Linked DNA regions of Homo sapiens: region 1 is linked to region 2. A link is a contact called in ENCODE Hi-C data. All regions are on one chromosome and are shown on one strand. Each heading gives the region's core, a stretch centred on a gene start or an enhancer-like site at or near the end of the contact. The rest is flanking DNA. Distances are from core to core; before and after follow the strand shown.

What was found. A loop is a pair of places that touch in the nucleus more often than their neighbours do. Pooled maps may share reads with other maps.
Region 1: a pooled map of heart left ventricle shows a loop between it and region 2 (2.2-fold over the local background). The contact joins two enhancer-like sites. A Hi-C loop is called at or near these places in 2 of 168 maps with a recorded cell type or tissue (heart right ventricle and mammary epithelial cell) and 3 of 50 pooled maps.

The regions. Positions count from the first base shown.
Region 1 is chr3:171,050,488-171,057,313 of GRCh38, reverse strand. No RefSeq gene overlaps it. Among named protein-coding and RNA genes, the nearest start is that of SLC2A2, 27 kb to the right of the region's middle. Within about 2 kb of position 1,478, at least 2 of the 41 ENCODE cell types and tissues checked have a DNase peak (open chromatin) inside an H3K27ac peak, as active enhancers do.
Region 2 is chr3:171,317,234-171,324,933 of GRCh38, reverse strand. The region is part of intron 2 of TNIK (TRAF2 and NCK interacting kinase); the gene reads left to right. Among named protein-coding and RNA genes, the nearest start is that of TNIK, 140 kb to the left of the region's middle. RefSeq lists an enhancer at 1-2,979. Within about 2 kb of position 4,033, at least 4 of the 41 ENCODE cell types and tissues checked have a DNase peak (open chromatin) inside an H3K27ac peak, as active enhancers do.

The sequences.
Region 1 (6,826 bases), core at 229-2,728, 270 kb after region 2:
GTCTCTGGCTTCATGCTGCTTGAGTTATCTGCAGTCTTTGACATAGTTAATAATTACTTCCTTCTTGAAATGCTTTCTCAGTTCTGGGGCATCTTTCTCATGTTCTCTCACCTTCCTGGCCACTGCTTCTCAATCTCCTTGGCTGACTTCTTGGAGTGCCCCAGTCCTAGGCATCCCCCTCTAAGTGATCTCTCCCAGTCCTGGGGCTTTAAAAACTATACACTTACAACACCCACATTTTAATCTCCAGACCCAACCTCTTCCCTGAATGCCAAATAAAACTGGCATACAATTTAACTAATTTCCTATGAAGCACCTTCATTTGGATGTGTCATTGGCATCTCAAACTTGACATGTTCACCAATCAATACACAGTATTCCTCTTATTCATGGTTTCATTTTCCTTGGTTTTAGTTACCTGCGATTATCTGCAGTCTAAAAATATTAAATTGAAAATTCCAGAAATAATTCCTAAGTTTTAAATTGTGCACCGTTATGAATAGTGTAATGCAGTCTTGCTCCATCCTGCTACACCCCACTCAGGACATGAATCATCCCTTTGTCCAGCGTATCGATGCTGTAAACATCACCTTCCCCTTAGTCACTTTGTAGCCATCTTGGTTATCAGATAGACTGTCATGGTATCACAGTGCGTGTGTTCAAGTAACCCTTATTTTACTTAATGGCCCCAAAGTGCAAGAGTACTGTGCCTAATTTATACATTAAACTTTATCAGAAGTATGTATAGATAGGAAAAAAAATAGTATGTATAGGGTTCAGTATTATCCACAGTTTCTGGCATCCACAGTGGGTCTTCAAACTCCCCCTCAGATAAGGGGGTACTACTGAACTCCCATTGCAATCCTCCCTGTGCCAGTAAATGGCAGCTCTATTCCTTCACACCAGAAAATCTCGTTATCCTTTATTTTTCACTTTCACATACCACATCGAATCCATTTCTTTTTTAATCCTGTTTTCCCTAGTTTCAGAATATATCCACAATCCACTCTGGGTCCAAGCCACTTCTTGCCTGATATGATGGTGTTAAAACATATTCCAGGTTATGCTACTTTTCTGCTAGTCCCTCAATGCCTTCCCATCTCACCTGGAATGTCAACATCCTTACAGTGGCCTAGAAGGGCATTGTGATAATCTGTCCTACTTTTGGCCCCACCTCAGCCGCCACTGCCACTTCTCTGACCTCATCTATTTCTTTTGTCACTTTGCTAAAGTCACACTGGCCTCCTTCCTTCACCCAGAACACCCTCAAAGCATGTTCTGTCTCAGAGTCTTTGTCCTTGCTGTCTCTCAGTCTCAAAACTTCCCCCATATGCCTACATAGCTGACTCCCTCCCTTCAGGTCTCTGTACAAATATTCCTGTACTGTCAGAGACCTGTGTCAAATAACTTCTCATCCCCCCACTCATTTTCTGCTTCATTGCCTTTCACAGTACTTATCACCATATACTTTGCTTACTGGTCCGTCTCCAGTGCTTTGAAGAATGCTTGGCAAATATTAGTCACTCAGTAAATATCTGTTGGATGAAAGAATGAATGAAAATAATAACAGAGCTTTGGAATTTTTTAAAGGGTAAAAAACTATATGATTAATTTCAGTTTCAAAAAAAAAAAAACACTGTCTCCAAAGTTTATATCATAAAAGCATAGGTTTTATGTCATATAGAAAATAGAAAACCCTACAGATTTTCTTTCCTGGAAGGCTATTGTGGATGGAAGACACCGGGCTATGACCCTGGCTATACTTTCTTGCTCCATGAATCATCCTAACAGGCCAAGTTGCAGGAACGTAAGAAGGGCTGTCATATAGAACCATGAGAAAAGCAGTATTTCAAAACTCTTACATTTTTACAGATAATGATCCATTTTAAGCTATTGGCATTGCAATAAATGCAGTTATTGGATGTGGGTGGGGATTCTGAATTTTGTTTTCTGGTCTAAATGTTTAAAAAAACAATTTTTTTTTTCTGAAACAAGAAATAAACAACAGTGAAAGTATCCTCCTGCCAAATGCAGCTTGAAGACAGCCTAATGACATTTGGGTCTTAACAATCTTCCAAGGACAACAATTCTGCCTCCCTGGGAAGCCTCTAACATCTGTATATATTCAGCTCCACTGAATGTTGCATGAAGTTTCATTGTAGAAAATTGACACATGCCTTCTGATTAATCTGTTGTTTCACTCAGTCTTGTAAAGGGCACACCCTGTAGTTTCCATTTGTTCAATCATGTATTTTCCTGCTCACTTAATAAATCTTTTTAAAAAATAAAGAAGGAAGATAACAAAATGATGTCATATGAAGCAATATAACAGTGAAAGAATTTTTTTTTTGGTCCTCATTACTTTTTGTGTCTTTTCACAAATCTGTTGAGATTAAGGATAGTGTGTAATTCATGCTAAATAGCTAGGATCAAGGTCTTCACCTTTCCAGGACCAAAAGCATTTTGGAGTTCCATGGTGCTTAGTTACAGATTCCTGAGGTCCTGTTGAAAAATGCAGGACATTAGTTTCAGGGATAGATGGAAAATATGAAAAAGATGCTAAGAAATGGGACAAGGTGTCACAGTCATTGTGAACAATCTAGATTATCACAAACTCCAGTTAAGATACAAAAACATTTTCAAAGTGAGTTCTCTATATGTGAAAAAAAATATTTTAGGGTGTTGGTTTTCTTTAAAATTGTAACTCAACAGCTTAAATACATGTTTTTATATTTTCATAAGCAACTAAATCCATGTTCTATGACAATAACAATTTGATATAGGGTTATCTCCCTCCAAAAATTAGTCATCTTCATGTCCAAAGTTCAATGTTAATTTACCCATAGTCATGAGGGCAGGGATCAGCAGCATCACGGTCTGATGAACATTTTCAGCACTGTACCCAGTGCTCCATGGATCTCAGGTTATCTTTTATTATTAAACCCATTTAATAAGAGAGATGGCAGTTGAAAAATTGAAGGATTTAGAGCTAGAAGGCATCACTGGAGCAGAAAGAAACAGCATAGCCTTCAGGTCAACTTGATACTCTTCCCCCATCTCATTCCTTCTCACTAGAATAGCCACATTCATAATTGGAAGCCTAGCCAGCTCAGGCCAAAGTTATCATTAGTCCAAGGAAAAATGACCAAAAAGGACAGCATAGTGAGTTTTGTATAAAAGCTCATTTAAAGATCGTCTTATTTGGAGATGGTGTGCCCTCATTTTAGTGTTACAATGTATTTGAGAGCTGATGCTGATAATAAATGGCTATTTTATTAAATGCTCTAGTTTGGCAAAATTAAAAGTTGACAGTTTTGTTGTTCTTCACAAGATTTGGGGTTGAGTGGGTGTATTATTAGTCCATTTCATTACTACTGATAAAGACATACCCGAGACCGGACAATTTACAAAAGAAAGAGGTTTATTGGACTTACAGTTCCACGTGGCTGGGGAGGCCTCACAATCATGGTGCAAGGTGAAAGGCACGTCTCACATGGCAACAGACAAGAGAAGAGAGCTTGTGCAGGGAAACTCCCATTTTTAAAAGCATCAGATTTTGAGAGACTTACTATCACGAGAACAGCACAGGAAAGACCTGCCCTCACGATTCATTCCCTTCCCACCAGGTCCCTTCCAGGACACATAGGAATTCAAGATGAAATCTGGGTGGGGACACAGCCAAACCATATCATTCTGCACCAGGCCCTTCCCAAATCTCATGTCCTCACATTTCAAAACAAATCATGCCTTCCCAACAGTTCCCCAAAGTCTTAAGTCAGCATTAACTCAAAAGTCCACAGTCCAAAGTCTCATGTGAAACAAGGCAAGTCCCTTCCACCTATGAGCCTGTAAAATCAAAAGCAAGTTAGTTACTTCCTAGATGCAATGGGGGTACAGGCATTGGGTAAATACAGTCATTCCAAATGGGAGAAATTGACCAAAACAAAGGGGCTACAGGTCCCATGCAAGTCCAAAACCCAGCAGGGCAGTCAAATCTTAAAGCTCCAAAATGATGTCATTTGACTCCATGTCTCACAACCAGGTCATGCTGATGCAAGAGGTGGGTTCCCATGATCTTAGGCAGCTCCACTCCTGTAGTTGTGCAGGGTCCAGCCTCCCTCCCAGCTGCTTTCATGGGCTGGCATTGAGTGTCTGTGGCTTTTCCAGGCGCACAGTGCAATCTATTGGTTGATCTACCATTCTGGGGTCTGGAGGATGGTGGCCCTCTTCTCACAGCTCCACTAGGTGGTGCCCCAGTAAGGACTCTGTGGGGGCTCTGACCCCACATTTCCCTCCCACGCTGCCCTAGCAGAGGTTCTCCATGACAGCCGCACCCCTGCAGCAAACTTCTGCCTGGGCATCCAGGTGTTTCCTTATATCCTCTGAAATCTAGGTGGATTTCAAACCTCAACTGTTGACTTCTGTGTGCCCACAGGCTCAACACCACATGGAAGCTGCCAAGGCTTGGGGCTTCCAACCTCTGAAGTAACAGCCCAAGCTGTACTTTGGCCTCTTTTAGTCACAAGACGAAGGGCACCAAGTCCCTAGACTGCACACAGCAGAGGGACCCTTGGCCTGGCCCACAAAACTATATTTTCCTCCTAAATCTCTGGGCCTGTGATAAGAAGGGCTGCCCCAAAGGTCTCTGACATGCCCTGGAGACATTTTCCCCATTGTCTTGGGGATTGACATTTGGCTTCTCATTACTTAGGCAAATTTCTGCAGCGGGCTTGAATTTCTCCTCAGAAAATGGGATTTTCTTTTCTATTGCATTGTCAGGCTGCAAATTTTCTGAACATCTATGCTCTGTTTCCTTTTAAAACTCAATGCCTTTAACAGCACCCATGTCATCTCTTGAATGCTTTGCTGCTTAGCCAAATACCCTAAATCATCTCAGTCAAATTCAAAGTTCCACAAATCTCTAGGACAGGGGCAAAATGCTGCCAGTCTCTTTGCTAAAACAACAAGTCACCTTTGTTCCAGTTCCCAACAAGTTCCTCATCTCCATCTGAGACCACCTCAGCCTGGATTTCATTGTCCATATCATTATCAGCATTTTGGTCAAAGCCATTCAACAAGTATCTAGGAAGTTCCAAACTTTCCCACATGTTCCTGTCTTCTGAGCCCCTCCAAACTGTGCCAACCTCTGCCTGTTACCCAATTCCAAACTCACTTCCACATTTTGGGGTATCTTTTCAGCAGTACCCCACTCTACTGGTACCAATTTATTCTATTAGTCCATTTTTACGCTGCTGATAAAGACATACACAAGACTGGGCAATTTACAAAAGAAAGAAGTTTATTGGACTTACAGTTCCAGATGGCTAGGGAGGCCTCACAATCATAGCAGAAGGCAAAAGGCACATCTCACGTGGCAGCAGACAAGAGAAGAGAGCTTGTGCAGGGAAACTCCCATTTTAAAACCATCAGATTTTGTGAGACTTATTCACTATCAAAAGAACAGTACAAAAAAGACCTGTCCCCATGATTCAATCACCTCCCATCAGGTCCCTCCCACAACACATGGGAATTCAAGATGAGACTTGGGTGGGGACACAGCCAAACCATATCAGTGGTGGAGACTTCAGTTTTCTTGTTGAAATTTTTCCTAGCTAGTAACATCTAAAAATATATGGTAACAACTGCTGTAGAGAACTTTTACAAAAGTCCAGACCTTATTTCAGTATAGAAATATACTGCCCATCTCAAAAATTGATAGGAAAAAACCCAAGAGCATCACCCAGCACTGGAAACAAAGCAGACACCCTGCCTAATGTCCATGATTTATATTTATTTTGCTGGCTTCATCAAGTAAGTGGAATTTAAGAAAGCTCTATAGGCTTTAGTGCCATCACAGTGGATATGCTGTGAAACAGACGACACAGCGAAACTCAGAAGTCATAAGCTAACTGCATCCTAGTCACCTCATTTACCAAAAGAATTCATTCCCAATTTTTAAAAGTATGATGAGTTCACCTCCTATCTACCTCAGAAACAGAAAAGCAACAAAAAGTTTAGTAACAGTTTTAAATAAAGCTGCATTTTATAAGCCACATTCATTTTTAAAATAATTACTATACATATGAATCATTTATTTAGGCTACAAACAATGCCTGGTATACAGATGGGGTGTTGGACCTCTTGATATATCACCCAATCCCTGGTCTTAGACCATGGTTTGGAAAATTTTTAACTGTCAATATTTTCCCTGAGAATCCCCTTTTTGTTTTGGTTGTGTTTTATGGCAACGTTTTAATGTGGATAACATGTTAATGGTCATTGTTTCAGCTCATTTTAATATGGCTGCCCTTATCACCTTTAGATGTCAGAGAATTCAATATCATCATCGTATTTTTTTTTTTACCTGTTTATATGCCATCTTATTTTTTAAAACATTTGAGGCAGCTATAATCTGGCTTCTGAGGAGCCACTAAAGCAGTATGTACTATCTACGTGAAGGAAAGCAAAGTAGCCATTTATCTATCAGCTGTCTATTCTATAACAGGCCTCATACTGGATGCTGAGGCAGAAAGAGGTGATGGAGAAACGATCTCCCTAGGTTGCAGGGGACATGAGGAAGGCAGGAGACATGAACAGAGATAATGACAAAGAACAGAGTCAGTCATTTGATAGAGGATTTCAAGGATTGCATGGGACAAAAATGAAGGGATATGGCCTTCATAAGACATTGGGAGAGGAAAAAAAAGAGAGAGGCTTTCCAGCCTGAGGGAGAGACTTGAACAATGGCACAGAGGAGTGGAAGAGCATGTGGGTACAGAAATGGGAAATCATTCAATATGGCTAGAGAAAGTGCTAGTGGAGCAGG
Region 2 (7,700 bases), core at 2,784-5,283:
GTAGAGACGGGGTTTCACCATGTTAGCCAGGATGGTCTCGATCTCCTGACCTCGTGATCCGCCCGCCTTGGCCTCTCAAAGTGCTGGGATTACAGGCGTGAGCCACCGCGCCCGGCCCTGAGTTCTTCTCTTTAACAAACTGGTCTCTTTCTGACGACTACGTAAATCTTTCCTTTTGGAGCTAGATGATATTTGGATATGTGTGGGTAAAAAACAACAACAATAACAACAAAACTGACATTTTCGAAAGCTTAGCTACCTGCAGTCCTCTTCTATGGTTTTTTGTATTTGGTGAATAATAGAACCTTTTTAGTTCTCAGAGTTCTTTGTGTAGGTAAGGGTGGCCCATCTAATTACCAACAATTAGATGAACAAGAACACCTGACCCTCGCCAGCTCAGGTTCTAATGAGAAACCAGTGCAGATAGTGTCAGATACAACAGGGCTCACTCAGCCATTTGTATGAAAATAACAGAAACCTAGTAGCAGCCATGTAAAGTCATTTTGTTCTTTCTGTCCTAGATTCCAGTTGCTGCTTCTCTCTAGAGACCTTTTATGCTTGTTTAGTTCTCTATGAAGTCAACAGGAACATCGGATACCAAGGAAGCCTGTAAGAGTGAGAGACTCTGACCCAATTTAAATGTCCTCACAGAGTTCAGTTACTCAAAAGAATTCAAGCCTTAAAAGCACAGAGCCTTGAAGTTACTAGAGCTTTACCCAAATGCTCCATAGGTTCCTGGATTGCAGAATATTGCTGAAATCTTGGTTTTGCCCTTCCTCCCTCCTCTCTTTCACATTTTATTTGGGTGACGTTCTGCTTGGGAATGACCAGCTGTCACTGCCAGTAGCTACTGGGATTACATTGCAGCATGGGCAGGGTGTTTTCGTTTTGTTTTTTAAAATGCCAATGGATATTTACTGGAGCTACTGTAGGGATTGGCAGTTTCATTTCTGTTTTCTGTGGAGGGGTTTTGGGTATAATAGTTGGATTAGAAACACTAAGAAAATCAAATTTAAACTCTCAATCTATTGATGGTACCAAGCACTAACCATTTGACATTAACTGGAAGGAGATACCATCTTAATCAGAGGCTAAAATGCTCCCTTTGCTCTAGATCATAGCTTATGAAGAGCAGAGTTTGAAGACAGAGACAGTCAGGTGGTGTCAGTTTCTGTCATTCTCACTTGGATTCCTGTGCAGTATCTTCACACTGTTTATTTTTAAAGAATTTTCAATCTGATGATACTGAAATTACTTCAGATCTTCTCTAATCTCATCCACCCTTCAGACTGTGTTTAGTTCCCCTGATATGTACTTTCATAGGTTCGCGAAATTGTAATGAACATATTGGGGTGGGAGTTCTGGAGGGCAGAGATGATGTCCATTTTCTTGACCCCGAAATTGTCAGTGCCCAACACTGACCTCGGACACAGTAGGTGCTCACCAGATAGATGAATGAATTAGATTCTAGGGCAACGTAATCCATGCGGTGTAATCCACAAATCACTCTTATGGCAATACATTACAAGTAATTTTTAAGCCTGATAGAGTTTTCTGAAGGTCTAGGAGGGGCATACGTAAGTTACCTATGTGTTGGGTTATGTGAAGGGACCATTTTCTACTCCTGCCCCCCAGCATACTTCTGTCATCTTTACCCACTGAGTGTCAACATGGAATATGAAGAAAGACTTTGCAAGTAAGATGTTAGGAAAATAAATTTCATGTGCTAAAACAGATATTGGCAAACATTTTTGATAAGGGCCTAGAGAGTAGATATTTCAATCTTTCTAGAAATACGGTCTTTGTCACAACTAATCAACTACCGCTCTTGTAGCACAAAAGCTGCCACAGACAATACACAAAGGAATGAGAATGGCTGTGTTCCAATTAAACTTCATTTATGGACACCAAAATGTAAATTTCATACAACTTTCCCATATCATGAAATTCTGTTCTTTTAAAACGTTTTCTCCCCAAACACTTACCAGTGTAAAAAAATTCTTAACTCACTGGCTATACAAAAGCAGGTAGTGGATCTGATTTGAACCACTTGGCAGAGTTTCACAACCTTGCACTTAAAAAAAAAAAAAAAAAGAAAAGAAAACAACAATAATAACAACAACAAAAAAAACACTAATAACAAAGCCAAAGCTTTGGTGAGGAAAGGGGGCACTTTCATTTTATCAGCCTTATAGCTTTCCTGAGCACTGAAATGAGGGACATAGAGCCTTTTCTTAGTGGCTTATTTTTACACCATTTTGTGTTTTTCTGTATGTTTGCCTACCTGCATATGTGCGTATATGGTAGAAGTAGACCAAGTTTTCAAGTTACGTGTGACATATTTTCATAGCAATTTGGAATGATCAAAGGAAATTGTAGAAAATACAGTATGGTCCCAGTTATTTTTTTAAAGAAAACACATTATACTACAAAAATGATGTACTTTATATATGCTTGTAAAAGGTTCTGAAAGGTATTTACTAAATGTTAACAGTGGTTACCTGTGAAAATTGGGAGTGTCATTTTTGAAGCAGGGGAGATATTGATCTTTTTCTGACTTATTTGACAATTTTAAATGAGAATGATTCTTGCTCAGATAATTTCACTATTTGTGAAATTAAAATTAATTAGTAATGTATTGAACTAAAAAAAAGATATTTATTGAAAGAAAACACTGAGCCTGCTTCTGTGAATCTACAAAAAATCTGTGATTTTAATGACATTGTAATTTTTTCATATTGACCCTTAGTGAAATACAGCTTTTGGAAAATCCCTTCTCTATGAGAGCATTGCTAAATAAGGAAGTGTTTAGGTTTTGTAGGAGTAAAAATAGCTTCTCCAGGGATGTTGATATTTAAAATAATGCAAATGTACAATAAAATCCCACAATCTAAACTCTGGATTCAGCCCATATACCCAGAGTTTTAGAATACATTTCTGACTAAAACACAAAAGACCTTGAAAGCAGGTGCTGTCTTTGTCCCCTGATACCAATGTGTTTTAATAAGGTTCCACCAGATTTTCAAAGTCTTTGGTTAAATTGGAACTGACATTTATGCTAATTAGCTGGGTTTGGGAGTGAAACAGGTAAAATTGAATTACAATGGGCTCCAAACTATATTTATTTTTAAAATAGTGGCTCTGAGGGATATTTGGTTCTATTTGTCAGTTATTTCATATCTCGCTACTTTCTATCATTCCCTTCCCGCCTGGTGTGTTAATCTGGTAATCTGAAATCTTTTTGTCTGCCTGTAACATAATAGGCTGTTTTCCTGTAGTCCATCTGTCTCCTACACGAGGTGAAAGTACTTTTCAGAAATGGCTTGGGTTGATATTATTAATCTTTATAAGCAGAGAATTCCTTGAATAATTTAACAGCCAAATGGCATGAGGGGGACTTGGTATAAAAATGAATTTTCCTGTCAGCTTTAAAAATTACAGCGTGGCCTGCCTTTTATCTGTGCAACTCAAATATCAAAACAATGGATGTTTATGCTCTTTATACAGTTTTCTGTTTTGCATTACCTAAGACCTAAGACGATGAAGAAACATTTAGACAATTTTGGTTTACTTTTTTTTTTCTGCTAGAAAACCGCAATAAGTTAATTAGCCAAAAGAAAGTCCTTCTTGTTCTCTGAAACAACAGATGCTGCCTTTGACCTTGGAATTTAAGGGAAAATCTATTTTTGATTACATGTCTTGAATTTCTTGGATTTGCCAGTGTTAGGGCAGCAGTTGTGATTGAGTGCTTTTGAAAGTATATGCATGATTTTCAAAGAAATCAGTCTGCACAGCTGTTGCTAAAGAAATCGTTGTTCTCCGTCCTTCCAGTTCATTACTATATAAGGTTTTAAAAATTATTTTTTCCCCCTACTTTTAATTGGAGTTATCCTAGTTACAGATGTCACAGCCTCTGAGCTACTGGTCTTCCACCCGACACCCTGCTTCGTTGCAAAGGCCTAAGGTTGGAGTATGCTGCATTTGATTGGCAGGGTAACATTGTTCCTCTATGCTGGGATGGGGAAATACAGCCAGTCCTGTGTTTAGGCAAGCCAGCAGGAGTGGGACTATTAATAGCCAACTATGTGTTTTCTCTCAGACACAGCCTCTTTACAGTGCTCTTTGCTTGCCTATCTTTTGGAAAGTCATGTGAATGCAGCAAAAGCTTTCTAAGAAATATGAGGGCCAAATGGCATTACTCTGCGTGAAGTATGCCCACATGGGATTATTAGTATTTTGTTAGAAGACCATTTAGCAAGTTTGTTTGTTTCTGAATCAAAATCCATAGATGCTCATTGAACATTTTTTGTTTTTTTCCATAAATCATGTATTTGAGAAAGACATCTTGATGATGGGAAACTCTTACCTTGGAGAAACAAAGAATCAAGTAGTGACTTTATCCTCTAGATAGTACTGAAATCAGAAGTACTTTTTCCCTTTAAGTGTCATAAAACACAATTACATTTCTTTCCACATATTTTCAACCTGAGCAAATTGACAGACCAGGTCAGCTTTTTTCCTGGGTCATTTTCCTGTGTATTTTCTTTTTATCTTCTGGATGTAATCTTTTATTTGTAGACCATTTTAGTGAAGCCCCTAGTAACAATTTATTTAATTTTATTAGTCAATTTATAGGCAGAGGGCAAGACACATTAGAATATCATCATGGGTACTAAATTAGAAAATTTAAATCAAAATGTCTATGTTCTTTGAGCTATGCCTGCTAATTAAAGAAGAGGTAAACTGCTGAAATATAATAGGCCAACGTGGAAGGGTCCAGAAGAACCATGGAGGACCCCCTTTCCTCTGGCTTGATCAATTATAAGAGAGCAAATGGAAGAGGCTATACAACTTTCTCCAGAAATGGGTTATTTTGCAGGCATGAGCAGTCAGGTGCATATTGAATAGCCACAGATTAAACTCTCCTCTCCTACGCTTTCGGGGTCATCCTTCAAGATGCTTTTAGCTAACCTCCAAGATTGGGTGAGGGCTGATGCTCTAAATTTCAGTGTTTAGAGACTGACCCTTCCTGTAAGGAGGTACTTAAGACATCCTGTCTTCTCAGATGAATGCTTCTGGAAGGCAACATTGGAATATCTATTAGAATGATTTGATATACAACAAGGTTATGACCTTTTGGAGAATACCTCAGTCTCTTCAGGGCATTTTCCTTCTTAATTTCTGGTACCTTAAAAAGGTCTCGTTCCTTTTGGTTGAATGCCTTGAGAAACGTAAGGCTATAAAGGAATTTTAACAAACTTGATTCTCTAATCAACTGCTCATAAATCCATTTTATTGCTTCAATTATGCAAAATAAATGTTTAAAATTTGTCTGTCGGGTCAGCCAGTTACCCGGTCAACTAACCTCCTAGCCAACCTGCTAACCTCAATGAATATGTTGCTCTGAAACTCTTTTTTTTTCCCCCAAATCTTCCCAAAGCTATTAAAAAATACCAAGGAAGGATGGTTAAGGCATGTTTTATTAGCCGTAGTAGTTAAACTTGTTAATTTATCAGTAAGGGGAAAAACACTCTTTGTAATTTTAACTTGTCTTCATGCTAAATTCCTTCCAGACTGTGGTTAGAACTTAACTGCAGAATTTTTGCCCAACAATATAAACATTTTCTATAAAACTATGGAAAGTTGCCCATTCTGGAAAAAATCTAAAGTACAAAGGATAAAGCGTTTCTCAAGATAGAATTTCATTTCTGGTGTTTTTGCATGTAATTTTAAATTTTATTTTATATTTTATTTTGAGACAGAGTCTTCCTCTGTCACCCAGGCTAGAGTACAGTAGCAGGATCAAAGCTCACGGCAGCTTCGAAATCCCGGGCTCCAGAAATCTTCCCATTTTAGCGTCCCAAGTAAATAGGACTATAGGTGCAATCATCTTTCCCAGCTACATTTTTTTTATTTATGTATTTTAAGTTTTATGTAGACAGGGTCTTGCTATTTTGACCAGGCTGGTTTTGAACTCCTGGCCTCAAGTGATCCTCCCACCTTAGCCTCTCAAAGCACTGGGATTACAGGTATGAGCCACCATGCTGGCCGGCATGTAATTTTTAATACTAAGTCTAGGATAAATTTTCTTTTGCACTCATTGGGATATGTGTTGATACATTGTTAATCTTTGGAATCCCACTGGAATGAAATGTGTTTCATTAGTGCTTAAACTAAGATGTGTTAATTTGAGAGTTTATAAAAGGAGGTTTAAGCCTAGTGCATTTTCAAAGTTGCTTTTTTTCAATTAAAAAAATTTTGATATCTTGGCAAAAGGATAAAATCGATAGACCATGTAAAGAACTGCATTCAGTTTTAAAATAATTAGGTTTTGAAGATTTATTCTACTGTCTTTTATGAGTAAGAACATGTCTAGGGGTTTTAGGAGGATAGGTTTAAACAGGTTTACAATATTTCCTTATAAGAGCTAGATTATGTATACAATAAGAATTAACTTAAGAAATTTTGCTTTGAATTTCTCCAAGATTTTCTAGGGCCAACCAAGCTTATTCTCTTTAAACAGAAATTTAAGACCATTAGTAAATAAAAACCTTAATATGTTTTGGAAAATGATTACTTGGACTCAGTATTTTTTTGTGGTGTATATGCTTTGGCTTGTGTTTAAATTATGTTACGCCTGTGTTTTGATCAGGCATTAAATAATTGAAACACTCATGTTAAATAATTATGCAACTGTCTGATTTAGAAGGCTGGAAAGCAGCAGCAAACCTGTTTCCAGAGACATTTCAATCTATAGGCCAGGTTCAGGCTAAACTATATAGTATGACTCTCCTTCTTTCTACACTGAGGTATAGAAGCAGCATAGGGTTGGGGTGGAGACAGACCTAGTACAAATCTAAGCCTCTTGTTTATGAGCTATTTAACTTCATGTAAGTTATTTGAGCCCCCTGAGCTTTAAGAATTAGATGCTTTCTAAATGTCAAGCACTATAGTAGTAATAAGCACACACGTTTCCTTTCCTTAGGATGGTTACTGTCCCATGGGAAAGGTAGACACATGGGCACAATTTCAATATATTCTCAAGTTCCAAGAAGCATACTCAAAGTGCCATGGAATAGGAACACGCTGCCTAGCAGCTCACTCCTTTTGGGCACACATTTGTCTGATACAACTACGTGCTAGGACCTGGATACCAATGTGAACAGAAAAACACAATCCTAACCCCTCTATTGTCTTATAACCTAAATAACAAAGTGATGACTGTAAACTAGAAAGTCTGGGGCCTAACTTATAGGGTTCGTAAGGGTGAAAAGAGCTTTCTTTCCCTTTCTTGTCATCTTCATTCTGTTCACTCACGCTCTGTCCAGATTCCCAGTCTCCCATTTGCCTAAGCGGGCAAAGAGGTAGTTGTTTCTCTTGGTTAACAGTTCTATATAATGAATCCCTTTACAGATGAGTGACTGAATACTTCTTCCTAAGAATAGTTGCATTATTACCGAAGACTTTTGGTGGCACCAAGACCATAGTACATGTCTCTCCATTTGGCAGCATTTCAGCCATTGAGCAGTCCTCCATGGATAGCTGGAGTGTCTCTCCCACATCCCACTATCATGGTGCTTGGCTGCTATCCAGATGCCTGTGATGAGTGATGGAGTCCCTGGTGCTTCCTGGAGAGAACAACAAATGGTAGTCTTGCACCACCTTGATTGTTAATATACTTGGTCTGTGGACTTCCCATG